Linked DNA regions of Mus musculus: regions 1 and 3 are each linked to region 2. The links are chromatin loops, found by intact Hi-C in ENCODE. Cell type or tissue: gastrocnemius. All regions are shown on one strand. Region 1 overlaps Cfap43 (cilia and flagella associated protein 43). Region 2 overlaps Col17a1 (collagen, type XVII, alpha 1). Region 3 has its middle 4.9 kb from the start of Cfap58.

The links. Hi-C counts contacts between places; a loop is a spot of excess contacts. Peaks named below come from ENCODE experiments on the same cell type or tissue, not always from the same donor. Only the 100,000 strongest peaks of a DNase experiment are listed, where the experiment ranks them.
Region 1: a loop joins it to region 2, with 2.8 times the contacts of the local background. A loop is called at or near these places in 13 of 42 quality-filtered maps.
Region 3: a loop joins it to region 2, with 2.8 times the contacts of the local background. A loop is called at or near these places in 11 of 42 quality-filtered maps.

Annotation. Positions count from the first base shown.
Region 1 is chr19:47,791,931-47,799,930 of GRCm38, forward strand. It overlaps Cfap43 (cilia and flagella associated protein 43), which reads right to left. Exons shown (of 38, transcript NM_027559.2): 10 at 5,179-5,259; 11 at 3,673-3,821. Among named protein-coding and RNA genes, the nearest start is that of Mir8090, 41 kb to the left of the region's middle. In gastrocnemius, a CTCF peak has its summit at 3,633 (motif pointing left); DNase peaks (open chromatin) are centred at 945 and 3,648.
Region 2 is chr19:47,654,616-47,662,615 of GRCm38, forward strand. Col17a1 (collagen, type XVII, alpha 1) reads right to left here. Exons shown (of 54, transcript NM_001290825.1): 29 at 7,721-7,783; 30 at 6,482-6,517; 31 at 6,168-6,239; 32 at 5,376-5,402; 33 at 4,610-4,645; 34 at 2,848-2,883; 35 at 2,470-2,550; 36 at 1,568-1,603; 37 at 576-653. Among named protein-coding and RNA genes, the nearest start is that of Col17a1, 33 kb to the right of the region's middle. In gastrocnemius, a CTCF peak has its summit at 4,461; DNase peaks (open chromatin) are centred at 454, 4,500 and 4,692; H3K4me3 peaks cover 297 bases; H3K27ac peaks cover 287 bases.
Region 3 is chr19:47,928,780-47,936,779 of GRCm38, forward strand. No RefSeq gene overlaps it. Among named protein-coding and RNA genes, the nearest start is that of Cfap58, 4.9 kb to the right of the region's middle. In gastrocnemius, a CTCF peak has its summit at 3,677 (motif pointing left); a DNase peak (open chromatin) is centred at 3,649.

The sequences.
Region 1 (8,000 bases), 140 kb after region 2:
TGCAAAGAATACTCTGCAACCCTTGAGCTTTCTACGAGCTGGGCAGTGTGTTCCCTGTTCTCAGCTTTAGTGAGCTGAGAACTTGGGTGGGCTTGGGTGGTGCAGGTGTCTTGGAATCATTTCTGCTGCCCATGAGTAGCCCGCATCCACATTCCCGTGAGTGATTCTGCGGGCTAGGGTTTTGTTGGTTTATTTGTTTGGTCAGCTTGACACAAGCCAGGGTCATCTGGGAGCAAGAGAACTTCAACTGAGAAAGTGACAGCATGAGATTGGCCTGTGGCCAAGTCTGTGAGGGCGTTTTCTTGATTAACGACTTATATGTGTGGTGGTAGTGGTGGTGGTGGTGGTGGTGGTGCTACCCCTGGGCAGGGGAGTCCTGGGTTGTATGGGAGAGCAAGGTGGGCAAGCCTTTGATCTACAATGGTGATCTGCCTGCAAGATACACCAATGCAGTGGTGGCTTTAAGCTTGTGGGAGGAACTAACCAACCCGGGACTGGATTTAAGGCTCAGTTCGTGAGATGGAACCCATCTGTGGCCAAAAAGCCTGAGACTAGATAGGTCAGGAACCTGGGGGAAGGCCATGTATTACTGTTCTGCCAAAAGGACATAGTCATATGATGACTCCTAACGACATTCCGCTCTCCTCATTAGTGTCCTGCTTAGCCACCGTTGGAGAAGATTCCTCCTGCAGAGACCCACAACTGGACAGTGTGCAGAGAGCGAGGGACCTCGCAACACTCAGTCATACGTGCGGCATCTTCATAAACTCCCTCCCCTTAAGACTCAGGGGACCCTGTGGAGGAGGAGGTGGAAGGGGTAAGGTAAATGCCAGAGGGGATGGAGGAGGCCAAGGAAACAGGGCCCTCTAAACACAGCACACACACACACACACACACACACACACACACACACACACACACACAGAGACTGTGGCAGCATGCACAGGGCCCACATGGATCTGTGCCAAGTGGGGCCCCAGTACTGAGGTAAGTGAACGCGTGACCCCCTCCCTAACCCAGAAGCAATCCCCAAATCAGTAGTTACTTGCAAATGTTTCTACTCTAGTCTTGCTGGGGATACAAACCACGCTAAGGGCAGACTCCATGTCCAGCAGTAGATGGCCAACACAAAAATAATTTAATGGCATTTTTGGGGGTTCCACGTCTCTTAGTGGTCAGGGCATTTTTTTTAAAAGTCTTTATCTTTATTTTTTCATACGGGTTCTTTGCTTTTTTTTTTTTTTTTTTTTTTTTTTTTTTGGTTTTTTGAGACAGAGTTTCTCTGTGTAGCCCTGGCTGTCCTGGAACTCACTTTGTAGACCAGGCTGGCCTCGAACTCAGAAATCTGCCTGCCTCTGCCTCCCAAGTGCAGGGATTAAAGGCGTGTGCCACCACCACCCGGCTTAAGAGATTTATTTATTTTATGTATATGAGTACACTGTCACTATCTTCAGACACACCAGAAGAGGGCATTGAATCCCATTACAGATGGTTGTGAGCCACCATGTGGTTGCTGGGACTTGAACTCAGGACCTCTGGAAGAAGAGTCAATGCTCTTAACCACTGAACCATCTCTCCAGCCTGCCCTTTGCACATATTTTATGGCTTCCACTTTTGTGTTTTTATTGGATTCTTGGGCGCACATGTGTGTGTATGTGTGTGTGTGTGTGTGTGTGTGTGTGAATGTGCATGTGTGAGTGTGTGTGTGAATGTCTGTGTGTGAGTGTGTGTGTGAGCATGTGTGTGAGTGTGTATGCATGTGAGTGTGTGTATGTGTGAGTGTGTGTGAATGTGTGTGTGTGAGTGTGTGTGAATGTGTGAGTGTGTGTGAATGTGTGAGTGTGTGTGAATGTGTGTGTGTGCATGTGAGTGTGAGTATGTGAGTGTGTGTACATGTGAGTATGAGTGAGTGCGTGTGTGTGTGTGTGTGTGTGTGTGTGTGTGTGTGTGTGTGTGCCTCTCTGTCTCTATGTGGTTCTTATTCTCTTTCTATGGCTCTTTTTCTTCTATTTGTTCATTTTGCCTATTCTGCTTTCTTTTTGTCTTTATCTTACTTTATTATTATTCTTTAGATGGCTGTTTGCTTTTCTAACTGGAGTCAGAAAGGGAGTGGACTCTGATGGGGGGTGGGGCTGGGGGAGGTGGGGAAGTTCTTAGAGGAGTTGGGGGTGGGGAAACTGTAATGAGAATATATTTGAAAAAGTCGATTTTCAATAAAAGAAAAAGAGAGAGAAATGATTGTAAAGAAAAATGAAATCATGACATCTTTAAGAAAATGGCTGGCACTGGAAAGTGTCATAGTAAATTAAATAGGCCAGACTCACAAAGACAAAATCTGCATTGTTTGCTTAACTGTCTGTTTTTTCTTTTTCTTTTCTTTTCTTTCCTTTTTTTTTTTCTTTTGTTTTGTTGCTGTTGTTTCTTGAGACACTTTTCTCTGTGTAGCCCTGGCTGTCCTGGAACTCACCATGTAGACCAGGCTGGCCTTGAACTCAGTGATCCACCTGTCTCTGCCTCCCAGGGGAGCAAAAAAGTGAGGCTAATGAACTGTGAAAGCAGAAACCGTATCTTGTATCTTGTGAGGCAGCAAAAGGGGAAACAGGAGCATGAGAGTGGAGGGGAGAGAGGCAAGCTAAGCACGGAGATGGGCAGATGGGCGAGAGCTTAGCAGGGGTGGGGAGGGGCGGGAGAGGAGGGAGCCAGGAGACCCAGACCAGGACCAGAGCAGAGCATGGGGGAGAGGGGAGGGAAGGGAGCATGGGGTGGGGCAGGGGTGGAGCAAGGGGCCCGGGAGAGGTGGGGTGGGGAGGGTGGGGGAGGGTGGAGTGGGGTGGTGGTGGTGGATGAGAACAAAGCATGAAAATGGCCCAGGAAACTCATCACTCTGTATAATAATGTTCAAAATAGTAGAAGAATCTTTGAGAATCTTGGGATAATTTTTATGTTCATCAATGTACTGCTTGAGAAAAAAGATGAACTGTGTATATAATGGAATATTGTGCCACCACCATCTAGAAGAAGGACGAGACTCCTCTCTAACGCGAATGTTGAGCATTCTCCGGTGCGGCTGGCGAGCCAGCTCAATTGATAAAGTTCTTTTCCTTCAAGCATGAGAACCTGAGTTTGAGCCCCGGAATGTGCCTAAAAAAAAAAAAAATCCACAGTGGCATGTGTACTGGGGAACTGGAGATCGCTGGCCCTCGCTGGCCAACCCGCCTAGCCCAACTGGCGAGTTCCAGATCCAGTGAGAGACACTCCCCCAAACAAAACAAAACACCCCCAAACCAAGGTGGATGGCATCCTAGGAAACACACACACCCAAGGTTGACCTCTGACCTTCACATGCTTCAGTGCACCCGCATACAAGAGCACACTTGCCAGCCTGCTCTCAGTATTTGAAGACCGTGAAAGTGAACACAAATCCTGGTCATTTTGTTTACTTGTGCATAAGACCGTCTTTGAAAAGGGAGATTGGAAGTTGGTAATTGGCTGCTCCTGGGAGGGAACTGTGTGAGAGGGACTTTCCCCACTACCTGCCTTCTTACTCTTTTTTTTTTTGAATGCTGACAGAGTGAATGTTCCAAATGTGTAGTACTGAAAAGCAAGGGTGTTTCACTTGCGCCCCCTACAGGCAGGTCTGATGATAGCGTGGCTAGTGCAGATGATGCTTACGTCACTATCTTCACTGGTGACTGGGAGAGGAAGGCCTGGTGGATCATCTGAGGGGACTCCACATCAAGGATGTTCAGAAAGTAGACATAGCCATCCACCGTCCCCACGGCAGCTGTCGGCGAGGAAGGGGAGCACGCCAGAGCTGTTGCCTGTTTAAGAAAAAAACCCCAGAGAATGAAGGCTGCTCCATATACAAGAAGCCTGCCGGGCTGGAGCATAGAATTTTTGAAAAGACCGAAAGCTTTGTTTGGGTCGCTATTTCTGTACAGAAAGTCAACATCCCTGAATCTGACCAACTGCTTAAGCAGTTGATAATTGGGGAAGCATCCTCTGTAAGAGCTATAGTGAGCTTCTCTAAGTAGCAGTAGCCAAGGGAGCCTTATGCCATCTTACAGGTGACATCAAGCGATGCTGTGGCAGTGTGGGCATCTGGCCGTGGTGATGCTGGGTTGGTCTCTCTGGGAGCCCTGCCTCAAGTGTTCACAGGGAACTACTTACAGCAGAGGCAGAGACATTTGGGCCCCAGCATCACTGGGTCTTTCCAACGATCATTTCCCTGTAGCGCAGTGGGATCTACCATAAAGAAATGGTTCTCTAAGCACAGGCTGGACCACACCCATGTTTCAGACCTGGTTTGGAGCTCAGTGAAGGCTGGCCAAGACCTTCAGTCAGTGGCTGTATCTGGCCTTGTCCAGGAGGAACAGGTTAAGTCCTGGTTATACAACCCCCCCCCCCCGGGGTTTTGTTAGATACTTGCTTCTTGTTTTCAAACAGAGACCTGATCTCTGATGGGTCTGATGGTGTGTAATGCCCCTTTAGTTCTAGAAATTCTAATAGAAATTGTTACTTTTCAGGGAGGGGACTTGTAATTGCAACTTGCAATATTATATGACATGGTACTTGCTTAGTGTCATGTTTTATGTAATTGGTATTTGGTATTAAGTATTTTATAATTGAGATTTTTAATTTGTAGGAGGGAAGGACTGGAACTTCCCTACCTTCTAAGATGCAAAGGAAGAAGAAATTCAGCACTATTACTATTCAGGTCTTTATATTTTTTTATATTATCTTATGCAAAATGTATTGTGGATTCTGCAGAGGCAATGGCATATTGAGAAAGATATCGTGGGTGTTTGTCCTTCTATGAAAGCCTTGGATACCCACAGAGAAGCCCCTGTCCCATTATTCCTAGGGCTCAGAGGGATGAATGAGACCCCTCTTTCGGGGCTGAGCTTTTGTTGGGTAGCATTGACTGTGCTCTTATTCATGGGGAGTACTCCCTGGAGAGATACTCTTTGAGGCCTCTGGTTCCCTACGCCCCGGCGCAGTGATGTGAGCTTGGCACCGTGGCATGTGGGTGTGACTAAATCGGGGCTTCTTAAACTCTACCTTTGTATGTGAAACAGCACAGCAGGGAGGAGTTCCAAAGACCACTGGATGTGAACACTGAAAGGCAAGTGGAGGCAGAATAGATATTTTAAGCATGGATTTATGGGACACACTTACTTGAGTCTTCAGGAAAATCCTGCTTGTACAATTGCAGTCTTCTAGTGATACAGTGGAAACTTCCCCAGAACTAGTGAGTGTCTGTAGGAGGAAAACAGATACACCGAACAAGTACTTGCTGAGCAGCTAGTATGTTCACCTGGGGGTCAGTTAAAAGCTACACTGTTTCTATAGGTTATTGTCATTTATAAATTCAACAGTGACTCTTATTTTCTGAAGGATTACATTGTGGTAGGATTAATTGTGCTAGGGTTACAGGCACAGACTATCATACCTGGGTGCCTTCTGTGTTTTTAAAAACAATTATCTTCAGCACTTAGGAGGCAGAGGACAAGGATCACTGTGAGTTTGAAGCCAGCCTGGTCTATATGCTGAGTTCCCTGCCCGTCAGGGCTACAAAGTATAGATATATTCAGTGGGTAAAGGCACTTGCTACCACGCCTGATGACCTGAATTTGATCCAGGGATCCACATGGTAGATGAAGAGAACCAAGTCCCCCAAGTTAACACCTCTTCCTCCCCCTTTCCCCCTCCCCTCCCCCTCTCCCCCCTCCTCTCCCTCCCCCCTCACACAATAAATGCATAATAAATAATAAAGATGTAAAAAATAGCCAGGCAGTGGTAGCACATGCCTTTAATCCCAGCATTTGGGAGGCAGAGAGAGATCTTCGTGAGTTTAAGGTCAGCCTGGTCTACAGAGCAAGTTCCAGGACAGCCAGAGCTACACAGAGGAAACCCTGTCTCAAAAAACAAACAAACAAAAAACAAAAACAAAAAAACAACCCAAACCAAAACCAAACAACCAAAAACTAAGAAATAAAACGAATTACCTTGAATAGGATTTAGATACTATAGTAACTAGGTTAGGAACAGTGAGATGGGAGACTAGATGTACGGCTCAGTGGTTCAATGAGAACTGTCTGCTCTTCTGGAGGAGTAAGACTTGGTTGCCAATGTTCACAGGGCAGTTTCCAACACTCTGCAGCCCAGTTCCAAGGGATCTGATATATTCTTTGGTTTCTGCGTGTACCAGGCACATAGGCGTGCACAGCCACACATGCAGAAAACACACACACACACACACACACACACACACACACACACACACACACACACACACACACACACAAACACTCCCCCACAGTCATACTTCAAAGAAAAAGCCCCTAGAAGTTTAATGGGATTATCGCCTAATGATGATGATGAAGCCTAGAAACAGCAAGCTATATATTGCTGTTTTAAAATCATTTTACTTTTAGAATATTTTAGGACTATAGAGGTTCTGAGCAGAAAGTACAGTAGACCCCCTCCCCTCACTCCACCTCCCACAGCGCTCCACTGTTAGCAGCTGCATCAGACCTGGACATGGGCTTCAGCATCTAAGTCCACACTGATACAGCTACTGGTTAAATCTATATTTTACATCGGGGCTCCTTCAATCTTTGTGTTGCTCGTTCTGAGAGTTTTGATGAGTTTGTAATGACTCCCATGGACAGTTTCTCTGCCTTAGAAACCTCCTCTCGTCTGTTCCTGCCTCCCTCCCCACTCCCCTGACAACCACTGATCCATTTTACTGACTCCATGGCTTTGCCTACTCCAGAATATCCTGTTAGATTCATACAGCGTGTAGGCTTTTTCACACTGGCTTCTGTCACTTAGCACTATGCATTTACGATCCGTCTAAGTCTTGGGGTGGCCCGACAGCTTTATTTCTTTTTTTATTACCGAGCAAGGACACATTGTGCGACTGTGCCACAGTCTCTGCATTCACTGGCGAATGGTGACCACCTCAGTTGTTTTCCAAGTCTGGGCCGTTATGAAAAATGCTGCTGTAAACATTTATGTGTGTCTCATTCTTTGGATGGCATTACGTTTTCAGCCCATTTGGGTACACACTAAAGAGTGTAACCACCGGAGCATACGGTGCCTGCTTAGTTTTAAAAGAAGCTGACAAACGGAACCCAACTTGGCCGCACCTCCGTTCAACAAACGAGCGCTTGGTGCTTCGGTTGCTCTACGGAAGCCTCTGTCGTCGTCAGCACTTTAGATTTGAGACGTTCTAACAGGCGGTGGCATTGCGGTACCACACTTACCTAAGGACAGATGTTTACAGCATCTTTTCACAGACTTAGTTTCCATCCATACACCTGCTTTGTGTAGAGTCTATTCATGCTTTCCCCTTTATTTCTGAATGAGATTGTTCACTTTCTTACTCTTGAACCCCACATGCTTTCTGCAGGTCTGGGTGCCCTGTCCTTTGTCAGCTGCCCCTGCTGCAGAGATATCATTTGTGGTTTGCCTTTTCCTTCTCTTAGCAGAGGAGATGCCTAGGGCTTTCTACTCTGGAGTTGTTTTGTTTTTTTTTTTGCCCCCACAGAACAGAGGTTCTAGTCAAATGCAACCCTCTGATTTATCCCTCCGCAGGCTGTATTTGGTACTGTAGTTAAAGAGTTTGCCATCAAGGTCAAGGTAACTTGGATTTTATCATCACCTTTTAATAACTTTATAATTTTGCTTTTACGTTTGTCTACGATTAGTTTTGATTTTTTTTTGAATATATAACGGTTTGCATCTAGGTTCAGAATATTTGGGCAGGTGCGTACGTGTGTGTATGTGTGTGTGTGTGTGTGTGTGTGTGTGTGTGTGTGTAAGTTACACGAGTGCAGGAATTAGTTGTCCCAGCAGCATTTGATGAAAAGGAGATATTACTTTCACCAAGTTGTCTTGGCTACTTTGTCACATGCCAGTTTACTGTTGTGTTAGGCATGGCAATAGCATTTACCTAGGAGCCCAGCACTCTGGAGAGTGGAGGAATGAAGTCT
Region 2 (8,000 bases):
AACCCCTAATGTGCTGGCTTCAAACCACTGGGGTTCGCTGCATCTTTGCTGCTTGACAGCCCAGGTGGGAGGCCCAGCTGTGGTCCCCCTTGGACCCTTGGTGGACAGGAGGTCACAAGAGTCAGACTTCCTGTGACGGAGAGTCCAAGGACACCCATCCTTGCTTCCCCAGTTAGGTTTGCTTGACTCCTGCCAGTCACACTCACTCCCAACACCTGATCTGACCCAGGTCCTACTGGAAGGCCACGGCCTGCCAGCTGTCATATTCTTGTGACTGTGCCTCTCACACCAGACATTCTCTGCTGTTCTAACCAGCTCCCACTGCAGAGCAGAGAACATGGCCATTCTGACGTGACACTTTGCAGTGACTCACTGGTACAGCTGCTTGGCGCCCTGCCAACAGTGTCATCCCCAGCGACACCTGCCATTCCCTCCCCAGCGACACCTGCCAACAGTGTCATCCCCAGCGACACCTGCCATTCCCTCCCCAGCGACACCTGCCATTCCCTCCCCAGCGACACCTGACAACAGTGTCATCCCCAGCGACACCTGCCCTGGACTGTGCCTGCACTCACGGGCAGAGAGGACCTCAGAGATGGAGCTGCCACTGCTTAGGAATGAGTCACCAGCAAGTCCTGGCTCCCCTCGTGGGCCTGTGGGGAGGACACAGGGTTAGCACGCACACTGCTTCAGTGGAGTTCTGTGGGGCAGGGGCAGATTCAAGGAGGGTGTGGCAAGGAAGGGAGAGACCTAGAGGAGAGAGGCTGCATTCCAGCTGTAGGAGGAAAGACAGACAAATAAGGGGGAAGAAAGCCAGGGCAACAATGGCTGCTACTTCTTCTTCTTTTTTTTTTTAATTAGGTATTTTCTTCATTTACATTTTCAATGCTATCCCAAAAGTCCCCCATACCCTCCCCCTCACTCCCCTACCCACCCACTCCCAGTTCTTGGCCCTGGCGTTCCCCTGTACTGAGGCATATAAAGTTTGCAAGACTAATGGGCCTCTCTTTCCAATGATGGCCGACTAGGCCATCTTCTGATACATATGCAGCTAGAGACATGAGATCTGGGGGTACTGGTTAGTTCATATTGTTGTTCCACCTATAGGGTTGCAGACCCCTTTAGCTCCTTGGGTGCTTTCTCTAGCTCCTCCATTGGGGACCCTGTGATCCATCCAATAGTTGACTGTGAGCATGGCTGCTACTTCTGTTATCTTGATACTTGGACAAATCACTGGACAGTACTGTTATAATCAGAGTCTGGTCATCTGAAGCCCAAGGTCTATGAAAATGGTCTGCTTAACCTTGACCAGAACCTTGACCAGAACTCCTCAGTCTTCCTGTCCTGAGGAGCCCTGACCCTCTCAGAAATATGGGAGAGATGAGAGCAGGTAAAGGCTCTACAGGGCCTGTGGTGAGGAGAGGCCTGTTGTGGAGACAAGAGGCCCTGCCATTCCACCCCCCCCTTTATCTATCATTCAGGGACTTAAACCCCACCCCCACTGCACCCCCATCCCACCCCAGCCTCCCCCAGCCCACAGCCTGTGGTTATACAGGGTGATGCATACCTTGTTGTCCTGGGAGACCAGCAGGGCCAGCTGGACCTGCAAACAGTTATAGAAAAAGCTAAATCACAGCCCCTCCCCCAAAGCTGAGAAAAGGGCAGGTACCTGGGGACACAGGAAGTCTCCCAGAGCAGATTAGCAACCAGAGGCCAGTCCTGTAAAGCTGACAGGAAGGGGAGCCTGAGGTGGGGCACATCTTTACTGCTTGGGGACATCTAGGTCACTTAAATATCCACTGCTCACTGGAGCATGCCTGCATAGGAACAGGGCACACTTGCCTTGGGTATAAATCCTGTTCTTAATTTGAATACAAATATTTTAAATAATTAAAACATAAAACAAGATAACAGGCATCTTGGAAAAATGGGGGTGGGGGGTAGGAATCACAATTCTTTAATATTTTGCTTTATTTTAGTTCAGCAGTGTTTTGGGGGTTTGCTTACATTTGTAAGAAGGCAGCTGTACCCACAGAACTCACACACACCCCTGATGGTGGTGCTCTAGCCTCCCCAGAGCTTTGCTACACAGTTCTGCAACCATGGCGGTACATCCATGAGCCTCACTGAGCACCAGCATTCGGGCTGCCCCAGATAAATCTGTCGTACTATTTCTCTAAGAAACAAAGAGCTCAGGAACCTTCATCAACTGCTCCGGTTCTGGAGACGGAAAGGTCTGGATGGAAACCCTCCCCTGCCCTTTGTCGGCTGTGTGACCTTAGGGGAGTAATTTACCCACTCTGGGTCTCGGTGTCTCAGCAAATGCTGAGTGTAGCATCAGACTCCTCCCTTATAAGTCTCCTCTCCGTAGTCCCTGCCCTCAGTGTCAGGATTTGAACAGATGTGCCTAGAATCTGTTGTCTCCACAGCCTGCTGCTGACTGGGGGCAGAGCAAGAGAACAGACTGACCTGGCGTCCCTGGAGGTCCTGGGGGACCCATGGCACCAGGAGGTCCGGGAGGTCCGGGCACAGTGATTGTTGATGATCCCTCTGGAAACAGAAGAAATATGGGACACATGTCACCTTCAGAGGTGCCAAGACCCCAGTAGGCTGCAGGCCATGCCAGGACCCCAGTAGGCTGTAGGCCAGCAAGACAGGAACCTCTCCTTCTCATCTCTCCAACATCCTAACTTCCCTGGGCTGACTACAGGCCAAGGAGCCACAACATGGTGGTCTGGGCTCACCTGCATCCCTCCCTAAGCACCCGCCACCCGCTGACATTGAGGCAGATGGCCCACATGGGACAGGCAAATAGAACTCAGGGACGTACCCTCCTGGGCTGCCTACCTGAAGTCATGACTCTGCCGGGAGCGCCGGGTTCGCCTGGGGAGGACAAAGGGAGTGGGCAAGAGGATTAACCAGTGGCTTGATGAATCATTTTCAGAGCCTCTGGTTGCACCGAGGGCCACCTGTGGTCCTCTTGCCCTCAAGCTAATGGGATTGTAGTAATGAAGGGAGCCTATGCTACACTGAGTGTTTATCTCTCAACTTAGACCCAGGGCCAGAGCTTTGGTCGTCTCTCAGAGAAGGGGTCTCCTGGGAGGCTGTGGAGGAATGTGCCCTTCCACGAGGCCAGAATGGGGGCCAACCTGAGTCTCGTTCTCAGCCCCGCCCCATCTTTTCTTCCTGTAATGGCCATAGTCGGAGAAATTATCTGAAGATCAAAGGATAAATAAAAGTCACGATCCCATGGGTGAATTCCCTGTGTACCGTTGGTCTTGAGGGACAAGAAAGGATGTGTGAGTGAAGGGCTTCCAGCAAGAGGATGCAGGACTCATGGGTCTCTGTACATATCCACCACTCCAGCACCTCTTGACTAACAATCCATGGCTGGATGGGCTTGGGGCTGGCAAAGGACTAGAGAGGGCATGAATTCTGGAGCTGGGAGCCAGGCTCGCTGAGAGAGCCTGCCTGGCACACTTCAGCTTTACTCCTAGAACTAACCAGAGACGCTCCTTTGACCAAAGCCCTTCCCTGGACGCTAAGGTGTGTGAACAATGATGGTAAGCCCCACAGGGAAGGGTGGCTTTGGTTTCCTCTCAGGGAGAGCAAAAGGGTGCGCTTTGCTCACGTTCCCCCAGCCAGGGCTCAAGGCCAAGGCAGGAGACTGCTCGGAGAGAGTACACTCTAACAATCGACAACCTGCGTCTGAAGTGCAGCTCCTTCAGGAGAGCCTGCAGCCCCCAAGGAATACTCTATGGTCTCCCCTAACCCTATGAGGCCTTACGGAAGCCACCAGAGGTCCACTGGCCTGGGAAGTAGGAACTCGGCTGCCATATTTTACAGCTGTGCTCATTTATCCGCAAAGATCTTTGTGGCTCAGCCGCTCATTAGAAATAATAGTTTTTCAAACCTTTTCTTTCTAGGGTCCCACTTGGGGATGTTTGTGATGAAGAGTGCCAAGGCTCAGGAAAGTGAGGACACAGGACGGAAAAGAGTGTGTGTGACCCTGAGCACCCAGCATTCCTAGGTTTGCCCAGGGCTGGGGTCTGATGGGCAGGACTGAACTAGAGTGTTACTCTGAGCCTGTGTGGCATTGCATTGCCCCAGCCAGACACCCTATAGTCCTTTGACTTGTCCCCTGGTGGGGTTAAGGCACCTCTTCCTTCCTATAGACACCTCTTTCTGCGTCTCTGCTGTCCTCAGTCACACCTGGGACAGGGTGGGGGAATCAGGGTGGCTCTGGTCTCAGTAGACCTTGGCGTCAGGAGTATTTTAGAGGCATTTAAAAGTCAAATAGGCTTAGAAAGCTTGGGAGCAAGCAAGCTTCCTTTCCTATCTTCCTGCCACAAGGACCTGGGGACATGAAAATAAGCCTCAGGGTTCAGCCTGGAACAAGTGGGCCTGAGGACTCAGGCCTCGGCACTCCCTCCTCTCAGCCTTCCTTTGGAACCACTAGATGCCACTGTTGGTCCAGGCTCTGGTCAGAGCAGACCTTCCTGCCTGTCAACCCCTCCCGGCTGTAAAAATGGCTGGTGAGAAGAAAAAGAAAAAGAAAAAGAAAAAGAAAAAGAAAAAGAAAAAAAGCTCCTTGGGAGAAATCACATACCTTTAGTCCCTGGTCGGCCAGGGCTACCAGGAAGTCCTGATGTGATTAAACACAAGTCAGTCAGGATGATTAAGGCCCCGCAGCTCTGGATGTCTGCCCTCCCTCTCTCCCCTCTGGCAGTAACCAGCCAGCACTCTGCCACTCAGTGTGGCCACACGGGCTGCCTGACAGAAGCAGCAGGATCCACTCAGGCCCTGCCTGAAGTCACCTGGAGTGGGCACAGAGCTCTCCCCCAGAAGCCTGTCTGTCTGTCTGTCTGTGAGACATGGAGGCCCAGCAGGGTTGGGTTGAGGTAGACAGAGGCTCTGGAGGATCCCTGTCACTCTGGGTTACAAGGCTGTCACTGTCCCTCTCCCTGTTGACTGCTGTGTCCAGAGTTAGCAGCACGTGTTGGCCTTTGCAGAGCTTGGTATGACTCTCTTTGTCTGACTAGAGAGAGTGAGGGGCTGGATGTGCGTGCATGGTAGAGATTTCTTAAGAGAATTCCTAGCCAGCAGTATCCTTCCTGAGTGTTCCTGCACCAGAGACAGAGCACGGAGCAAACCGGATCTGGCATCACTGATATCAGAATGTCACCTACATGGTCTGTGCAGGGTTCACCCCCCACCACCCTTATGGTCCTTATTAGCACTCACTGTGACAGAACCCGAGTCTGTTTTACTGGAGATGGGAAAGGGAAGGACAGGCTTGTGTAACTAGAGAGACACTGGCTATAGCGCCTGTCCTGTCCTGGCAGGAGATGGCATCCGGGGACTGCATGACTCACCCTGAGGTCCCTGGGGTCCTGTGAGACCTGCAGAAAAGAAGACATAGGACCAAGAGTTGAAGGGTTAAGGACTGCTCCAAGGAGCCACAACACAACATAACATAACACAACACTACACAACACAACACAACACAACACAACCTTGCCCCCAGAGCCGGTGGGCGTGGCAGTGAAGGGCTCAGAGGTTAGGGCCCAGAGTCCTCCATCTCTGGGCAGAGAGCCATTCTGTGAGCTTTGTTGTGAAATGAACAGATGTTCCATTGCACACACACACCCACATATACACATGAGGTCAAATGCTGCCATCGCTCCTCCATTACACTGCACCTAGCTCCAGCCAAGGAGTCGGGGTTCCTGGGTGAATGGACACCGTATCTGGTTTTGACTTACTCTTCCCACAGACCTAAGAATCCTGCTCTTGTTTGGCCCTCGGTGGAGATGCTAGCAAGGCCTCTCCTCTCTGGTCGATAGGTACTGGTGAAGGCCTGGGTACAGCCCCAGGAGAGGAGACAGGCAAGACACTGAACTTGAGTTCAAGTCTACAGTATTAAGAGCACTCATGCCCTTCAACTCCTTGCTTATTTTCATCTGCTACTTCTTCTTTTCAAAATGTCAACTTGTGGTTAGAGTTCTGCCTTGAGCTGCTTGCTGAGGGTAACAGGGTAAGGCTCATACACACACAGTGTAGCATCTGAGCACCTACCCACCACACCCCCAGTGTGCATACACACGGGAACATCCCAGAGTTGCATGCACACAGAGGACAGTGGCATCCCTTTCCTGTCTCATTACCTGGCTTTCCTGGGTCTCCAGCGGGTCCTGGGGGGCCCCGGGTTCCAGGCATCCCTGTCAAGCCTTGTTCACCTGCGGAGAGCATGAAATATGGGAATGGCTCTCCCCTGGGAAAGTGCAGCTGAGCCCCTGGGGTTTCCTCAGCGGCTTGCTGGCAGATAGGCAGGCGGGAGGAAGCACGGTGACCAAGACTGCTGCATGCCCCTTTATCATTAGGATGGAGGGCTCAGGCATGCATGTGGGGGCAGAGGAAGGCCAGGGAGGGGCAGGCAAGGGCAGCCGGTGACCATGAAGACCACAGCGTGGTGACTAACCTCTGGAACCTTGCTGTCCATCAGCGCCAGCCGGACCTGGGAAAGAAGACAAGTGAAGTCTGTTCAGTGCTCCCTCCTGCCCCAGTTCAGTGCTCCCTCCTGCCCCAGTTCAGTGCTCCCTCCTGCCCCAGTTCAGTGCTCCCTCCTGCCCCAGTTCAGTGCTCCCAGTAGCTCCTGCCCCAGTAGGCTTGGAGCACGTGGTCTCCCAGGCAGGCGCTCATACAGCAGTCCCCATGGCCGCCAACCTCAGGAGCCTCGCCTTTGTGATACGCCCCAACACAGGCTCCTCGCAGCTTCTCCTAAGGCGCATGCATTTCCCTCCTGGGAATGGTCCAGGACACCCTGTCCCCAGTGCACTATGAGAACAGTGTCTGCCTCATTCACCTGAGGACCTGGAGGTGAAGGTCCTTCAGGTCCCTGTCACCTCTCCCCTAACCATATTCCTAACCTCCTTCCAACGTGGATTAGCCACACCAGTGGCACCTCTGCATGATTAAACACTTTCTGAGGTTTTTTTGTTTTTTGTTTTTGTTTTGTTTTTGGTTTTTTTCAAGACAGGGTTTCTCTGTATAGCTTTGGCTGTCCTGGAACTCACTTTGTAGACCAGGCTGGCCTCGAATTAAACTCAGAAATCCGCCCGCCTTTGCCTCCCGAGTGCTGGAATTAAAGGCATGAGCCACCATGCCCGGCACTTTCTGAGTTTTAAGGAACACCTGAAATGCCCTTTCTTCTTTCTGTCTTCCAGGCTGAAAACCATCTCTTCTTAGGTTGTATCCTCGCTCTCTGTGACTCCCGTGGCCCCTGTCACCACTCACAAGCTTTGTTGTAACTTGCAGGGATGAAGTAACGCACAACCTAGTAGCTTACGGTCCTGCATACAGTATGCTCTTACTAATGCTTAGTCAGTGAATGGTAGTGAAAGGGTCACATCCCCATTGTGGTGGCTTGAGCATCTATGGGACTCTAAGCTGAGGCCAGGCTCCCTGGAGCTTCTCCGTCTGGATATAGGCACCTCAGTGATGGCTAGTCAAAGGGTGGTGTCCTGAATCTGGCTTTGAAGCTGTCCCTGAGGTGGACTACTGGGGATTCCATGGAACCTCAAACCTTGCAAGTTCTCGGTGAGCAGGAAGTAGTCAGGGAAGAAGGACAATGCCTGCTCCAGAACAATGAGACATTCCCAGAAACCTGCAGCTAGAGAGCCTCTGGGGAGATACTCAGCTCAGACTGTGGGACACTTACCCATTGCGCCTTTGGCTCCGGGTTCACCCACAGCTCCAGGCAAACCTCGAATGCCAGGCTCCCCTGCAAAGAACAAAGGACCAGTTGCTGGAGGCTAAAAGGTAAGTGTGCCTCCACACTGGTAGTGTGAATGTGCCTGCTTCCTCCTGCTTCCTCTTCCCCCAGAGGAGCTGAGAGGGACAACTTCCCTCTGCTTTGCCACCAAGGCCAGGAACACCTATCAACTCGGGCCCCATAGGCAGCAGGTTCAGACTGCTCCAGCAGCCACGGCTGATCTGAG
Region 3 (8,000 bases), 270 kb after region 2:
CTTGAGCAGGATTTTGTTTACCTACCTTAAACAGGGCCAGGTGGCACATGCCTGTAATCTCAGCACTCACAGAGATGAGGCAGGAAGATGTGGGTTGGGGACTACACAGTAGATCTGAGATCAGCCTGAGGTACAGAGGGGAGGACCCTATGGCAACCACTCTTAGATGTCTATGTTCGAATAGCTTTCTTCTTTCCTCAACATTAATATCTAAGGAGTAATTACCTATGGTGCCTGAGTTTATTCATGTTTTAATTTAAAAGTTTTTGCTTATTTACTTACAGTGGGTATACTTTGTGGGGTGCCAACCTGGTCAGCCATGAACTTGGTTTGTGTGAGTCCTTCTCTGTTCTGTAAGAAGAGAGCCTGCAACTTTGGCTTCTTGAGCAAGACACGCACACTTGAATAAGCTGGCCTAACCAGTTATGCCCCAGAGTCACCTCACCTGAGAGAAAACAGCTGCTGAGAATCTAGCCGCATTCCAGACAGGTGACATGTCCTGCTTACAAGAATGCTCTCTCCTCCTCTGGGCTTAGGGAGAGCTATTTCTTTCAGGGTAAAAATGATCAGCCACAGTGGCTGCTTCCACACTCCAGCTGCCTGCCTCCTGACCTTCCCGTCTTCCCCATATATCTGCCTGAGCTTCGCTGCTTCCTTAGGTACCAAGCAGGGAGTTTGCGGACCCTTTGGGAACTGATGTCAGATGCTCAAAAGATGTTCTGTTAGGTTAGGTCTGCAGTGGGCTGGAAAGGAGGAGATTAAAGAAATAAAACACGCCACGCACAGCTTTGGAGAGCTCTAGCCAGCTGGGATTCGGCTCTGTCATCTAAGGTGACCAAAGGGTTGGCTGATAAATGATAACAATTTTCTGTAACACATGGGCTTTTAATCTTCCCAATAGCCTGGAGGAAAAATGTTAGGCATGATGACTGGAGCAGTTTTTACCATGTCACCGAGGGCCCAAATGTAGTTTTAGATTCCATGGACAGTAAATCCAGCAATTTTGGAAGGACGCCTGTGTAAACAGGACCCGTGTGTCAGTCAGCGCTTGTCTTTTAGAGGGTAGATCATGGATCTAGGCAATGAAAACTCTCTCCATTTAGCTGAGACAAATAAAGTAATATTGTTGGGCCGTCCAACACATCAATAGAACCCAGGAAAGCAGGTATTGCAGGGCCTCCCTGGGACCTGTTACCAGGAATGAATGGAATTGTCTCCTTCATCAGCTTTGTGGAGCCTGAGGCTCCTCCTTTCCCTTCCTTTTCATTCTGGGTGTTGTTTGTTTGTTTGTTTGTTTGTTTGTTTTGTCATTGTTGTTTTTGAGACAGGGTTTTCCTGTGTATCCCTGGCTTTCCTGGAACCCACTCTGTAGACCAGGCTGGCCTCGAACTCGGAGAGCCAACTGGGTGCTGAGATTAAAGGTGCGTGCCGCCACCGCCTGGTTCTTGGTTGTTGATTCACTTTAATTGTTCTGAGACAAGGTTTTGCTTTGTAGGTCTGGGTGACCAGGCTACCATAGCTCAGGTTGACCTCAAATCTGTGACCCTCCTGCCCACTTTTCCCCAGAGCTGGAATTACAGACATGAACTTTGTAGTTTTCTTTTTCCTTCTCCCCCAAGTATGTCTTTCACAGCCTCTCCTGGCCGTGGCATGCCCAGTTTCAGGCTCCAGCAGTATTTGGCTGACAACTCGTGACCCTAGATACAGATTCCTAGGAAAATATAATAAAATCAGCCCTGGGAGGCAGGCTGAGCAGGTGAGAGTATCTGGCTTTGTGGAGAACCCCCTGCACTTCTTGGTAGAAGTTACTTGTCTAAAGGAGCCGGTGGGTGGGGCAGACTCTAATGGCCTGCAGGACTTCCACGACCCACTGAAGAGTGAGTGCCCGTGGCTTGCTATTGCTTTGCCTCTCGGGCTGGAAAGCTGCAAGCTAGAGAGTCTGCTCTTCTGAAGGTTCATTTTCTTGTCTCACTGGACGTCTCTGATGAGGACAGCACTCTCCATGATAAATACTGCCAGTTGCTGCTGTGCTATGAACATAGCTGAGCCGTCCGTCCATCCGTCCAGTCTGTCCGTCCGTCCGTGGAGGGTGCTGTTAAGAGGCTGTTGAATTCAGGTTTAATCGAAGAGCTCTGCAGAGGGATTACAGCCTGTGCCCACATTTGAGCTATCCCGCAGAACAAATAGGTGTATTCACCACTGTCACTGGTCCTAGAGTTTGTGGCAACTTCTCTGCTATTCTCCGACAGCTCTCTACCATTCACCCCTACCCTACTATTTGTGTGTGTGTGTGTGTGTGTGTGTGTGTGTGTGCTCGCACACATGTATAGAGTCCATGGAGGTCAGAGGCACCAGATCCCCTGGAGCTGTAGCTATAGGTGGTTGTGCTTCTCCTGATCTGGGTGCTGGGAACCAAGCTTGGTCTTCCCAGAGAGCACGTGGTCTTAAGCACTGAGCCACCTCCGGAGTCTAAGATCCCGCCCTTTTTGCAGGAGGCCTTTTGCAGCTGTCTTGGCATGTGTCCATGCTATTGCCTGTAGTTTGGATTTCTTCTATTCCTCCCACCCCCCTGTCTCTGTCCTTATTCTTTAAGTTCGACCTCCGTTCCTATTCCCGTGGCATCCTTGTCTTTCATATTTGAGAAGTCATTCTGTAGCCATTCACTCGATACTTACTTACTCTGCAGTGTTCTGATGTTTGCTTACTCTGCAGCGTTGCTGGATACATTGTTTGCTAGAGCTACATGCCTCACACACTAGTCAGCTGGGAATTGGTTCTGTCCTCTAAGAGACCAAGGAGCCCATATATCAGGCTGCCTGAAAACCAGGAATTTATTTCTTCATAATACTGGGGATTAGTAGTCTAAAATGAAGGTGTCAGCAAGTTTGCTGTCTTAAGTGGACTTTCTTGGCTTTCCTGTATCTGTGCTTGCTCCTGCTTGTATGACCAGATTGCTTCACAACCTTAAGGGCCCCACCTTTAAATATAATCTCGTTCTGAGCTATGAGGGGTTAGAGTGTCAACATATCATCCGGGGTGTGTGTGGTGTTTGTGACAAATCAGGCCCAACACAACTGAGTACAAGCCTAAGCAAGGCTTATATGATGATTGTTGGTTTTTTGCCGTTCAACTGCCTTGCGAGGAGGATAGGGATTAACCATGTACATGATCAGATCATCTGTTCCCATTATGAGATAGTCTACGAAGTAGAACACAGGGGATGGGAATTCTTGCCAGGGAGGCATTGACTGCGGGTGTGAGATCTGAAGGTAGGATGTGTTGGAACACGCTAGCTTGGGATGGGGGTGGTCCCAGATTCTAGGCAGAAAATGCTGAGGGTTCCACACTTCACATCTTCAAGGAACTAAGGTCAAAGGTCCAAGGCACACAGGGCCCTGCACCCTGGTGTTCTCATTCCATGCCTACCTTTGACTGTTCTGAAGAGTCTTTTGGGAGGGAAGGCAGCCCACACCATTTTTATTTTTGGGTTCAATTGGGGAAACTTGAGCTCCTTTTGTATTTTTCTCTCTCATCATATGTAGTATAGGGCTGGGCACATAGTAGGTGTTCGGGAAATAAGTGTGCACAGGAGGAGTGGGATTAGTACAATGCTCTCTTGGGTGCTGGTCCTCCAGGCTGTGAAAGGTGAGGACTCTCTGTAGTACGATGCCATCTAGTGTTCTCTGTGTTACTGCAACACTCGGGGGAACAGAGTGACTCTAGTTCTCAGGTCAGAAAATGGGGAATCAGTTTGTTCTATCATAAACTGAATTGTTACATCCATTCATCTATCCATTATCCATTTCCCCACCCACACTGATGTTGGTCTGGAGCTCGTCTGTGATCTGAACACAGCACACGTCTTTCTACTGCGTGGGGATCCCTGACTGCCCACTTTGGGATCTTTGTTTTTCCCAGATCATAAATCATGTTGTCAGAATAACTGTGTCTACAGCCTGTGAGTCCCTACTGTTCTTTCTGTGAGTGGGGCATGCCTGAAATCAGGACTTTAAAGAAAATTCTACTCATAATCCCAAGAAAAATTTACATGTCCCTTGGTATATAAGTGTAAAAATTAGGTTACATGTCAAACATTTACTGACAATGAGTCAAAAAGAAATTCACTTAAAATATTTCTGAGGTGTGCTTTTAGTTTTACCATATTTTAAAGGCAAAAGCAAAGTTGCATGCTGGTGGTTTTTTATATTTAGCTAATTTTGACTAACATTTAGTACTGGGAAGGATCTAAAATACCTTCAGTGTTTGTCAGAGTTGATTGATATTCTGGTCTTATTAATCACCAATACTAAGAATGCTACCAAACATACATTTGAAGTTTTAAAAATGCCAAAATTTTGTTATAAGCCACTTAGAAAATTGCTGGCAATTCTGTCCTAATCTCAAGTCAAAATTTACTTAATAATTTAAAAAATGAAACTCAGGCCGGGTGTGGTGGCACATGCCTTTAATCCCAGAACTTGGGAGGCAGAGAGAGGTGGATTCCTGAGTTTGAGGCCAGTCTGGTCTACAAAGTGAGTTCCAGGACAGCCAGGGCTACACAGAGAAACCCTGTCTTGAAAAACAAAAACAAAACAAAACAAAACAAAACAAACAAACAAACAAACAAACAAAAAATGAAACTCAAATAGCAATTTTAAAAACCAGATCTTCTAACACAAAGAGACACTATTGTGATACATGCTGAGAAATGCTGGCAGGGAAATATTAAAAATTACTCAATAATTATATTATTATGCTTCTTTAAGAATAGAAAACCTTGTGGCCAGGTGGGGGTGGGGGTGGGGGTGGGGGTGGGGTGAATGCCTTTCATTCCAGTTCTCAAGGCAGAGGCAAGTGTTTGGAGGCCAGCCAGGTTTACAGAATGAGTTTCAGGACAGCCAGAAATTCACAGAGAAAACCTGCCACCAAAAACAAACAAACAAACAAACAAACAAACCAAACAAAGCACACTAAAAACAAAACAAAAGAGACTAGAAACCTTCCATGTACAGTAGAAACCCTGCTATAACGGATACTAATTTTGAGTATGAGTTAATGTGCCTGAAATGGAATCTTCAGCATTCTTTGGAAAGTCATGGGTGTTGTTGTTTTGCTGGGGCAAACACATGAAGGAATGTTTAGCTGAAGCAGACACAGGTGAAAGGATGTTCTGCTAAAGTAAGCACGTGAAAGGACATGTGTTGAAGGAGTCTTTGCTAATGACACGCATGTGTTGGTCTGCCCACATTGCGTAGTTGAGCTCCATTTGCTGGAATTCTATAGAGAGAAACGCACCAAGAACTTCTGGTGGTGTGCTGCAGTTTCTTGCCACTTCCGAGGATCGGGCTGATTGCAGAGTGATGCCAGCTGAGACAGAAGTGTGTGCTGATGCAAGATCCCAGGAGAACACGTAATGTTTGGAGGATATAAATAGGACTCTACCAACAGTGATGGAGGCTGAGCTAGGCTTGCGATGCTTGTTGGTCTCTTGTCTTCGCTGATCTTTGATTCACCGAGAGAGGTACAGCTAAGAACTTCTTTTGGCATTCCTCCTGGTCCCTCCTGCTGAGGCTGAGGCCAGGTTGTTTGTGCTAGGTCACGCCACCTCTGCTGATTCATGTTTGCTATCCCAACTCTACTGAACTGGACTGCTGTCATATCCCTGAAGCGTTCGCAAATGGATCAAGCTGCCACTGCTAACCTGTGAACTAAACTGCCGATTTCCAGACAACACAGACAAGAGTTGCTTCAAAGGACCTTTCTAAACAGGTCCAATTCCTCTGTATCCTTTCTTTCCCAATACCTCTGGTGGGTGGTGGACGACAAGGGAGGTTAAAACATTTAAGAACCATCATTAAAAAAAATAGGTTTTGAAAACATTAAATTCTCAGGTGCCTCATGCTATGTTGTAGGAGCCATTCCGGACTTCCTGGTCAGCAGGATGGAAGTCTGTTCCAGGTAGTAAACAAGCCCATGTTTGGCGGATGGCCCGCCCTTAATCCCTGATTGGCTGAGCAAGCCTGCCTGGTGAGGTGATGTGACCTGTGGTGATTGGTGGGGGCGTGGTTGTGGCTGGAGTGGAAAAAAGCACTTGTAACTAGAGAGGCTGGGGGATTTAAAATAAGTAGCTGCCTGAGTAAACTACATTAAGAAGAACCGGTGGTTGCGTCTTTCTTGCTGGTCGAGTGGGACACGACACAATGTGTTTTCACACTTCACTAATGCGATGGCGTGTATGGGTCTGGCTCATTCAGAACCAATGTGCAGCGAAGTCGCGTGAAACAACCTAGGTAAACATTGTCAGAGGCAGCTCAGCCTGTTCCATGTTTGGCTGTGTTCATTTGGAAACCTTTTACAGCTGTTTCAGACGTGCGCTTTTCATACCGTGCTTCCATTAAGAGATCTGTCTCTTTTCCAGTGCCATGCAGATGGGTTTGAGAACTGCATGCAAGCAGGTAAACTTGGTGAGGCCTGTAGGATAAACTGATGGAGAAAGAGCAAACAGACAAGTAAATAAAAGGGGTGAACCAAAAGTTAGGACTACGGTTCTGTGAAAAAAAAAAAAAAAAAGACAGCAGTCCTCAGTGTTTGATGTCCAGGCTTCACCAAGATGAATCAAAACGAAGGAGGAAAAGACATAAAAAAAGTGGGCAAGATACACAGTCTCACCACATAACCAAACTCGATGTGAATGCTCCGTGGACTTTTGTTACCTCCACCCCTCCGACCCCCGTCCCTTCCCACTCTGTAATCTAGATGGGTCTCAAACTCCCAATACTTCTGCCCCAGTCTCTTGAAAGTGCAGTGATTATAGATGTGTTCCTCCGTTCTCCACGCCCCTCTCCAGCATCTTTAAAACCTGTTAAAAGTTTCCGTGTCTGATTGTCTTGCCTGTGTATATATGTATGTGTACCACGTGTACACTGCTTCTGGTCTTTTAAAAAAATTATCTTATGTGTGTGGGTGTTTACCCACGTGTATGCCTGTGCACTGTGTACATTCCTGCTACCCTCAAGGACCAGAGGTACCAGATCCCTGGAACTGGAGTTACAGATGCTTGGGAGACACCGTGTGGATGCTGGGAATAGAACCCAAATCTTCTGGAAGAGCAGCCAGTGCTGTTAACCTGAGCCACCTCTCCAACCCAACTCAATGGTCCTTTTCAAGACTAACTAGAAGAACAAAATACTATGGTTTAACATTGTGTGTGTGTGTGTGTGTGTGTGTGTGTGTGTGTGTGGCGCTCGTGGGTGTGTTAGCTGGAAAATACAGACATGTGGAGGAGGTCAGAGGGCAATGTAGGGAGTGAGTTCTCCCTTTCAACTCAATGGGATTTTGAAGACTATTCCTAGGTTATCTGGTTTGGCAGCAAGTGCCTTTACACACTGAACTATCTCACCAGCCACAGAGCCAAAGTAGCAGACCCTTTTAAGCAGCTGCAAATGGAGAAGTTTTACAAGTCAAAAAGGTGACATGAAAAGGAGTTTTTACCCTCTTGATTGGCATAGATTTCTAAATATTACTATAAAAATATGTATGTATTACTATAAAAATTAAAAAGACCTACTTAAGCATTCCCCAAAGGAATGTTATTGAAACGTCCAAATAAAGAAAAGTAAAATTTTCCTATGTCATTTTATTATTTTTATTCTTTGAAATTTCAATAAATATTTACAGGGATAAAAATGTTGGCAAAGGTTATGAACAGGGAAGCTCACAGAAGGGAGGCCCAGAGCAGCTCGTGTTCATAGGAAGAAAAATGCTCAATTTCTTCAGTGGAGGAAGCGAAAGTAAAAGCAAAATGTGCCTCTGCTTCTTCCAGCCCATTGACAGAATTTGAAAATTGCCTAATTAGATGAACTAATGTTTGTCTAGCCCTTGCTTGATGCTCAGTAAACGCCGGATGGGTGCAGAACCTGGGACATTCGCTGTGGTACAACATATATAGGGCAGTGCCATTAAGGGATTGCACCTTTGCTGTTGGAAAGCAGAGTCCACTT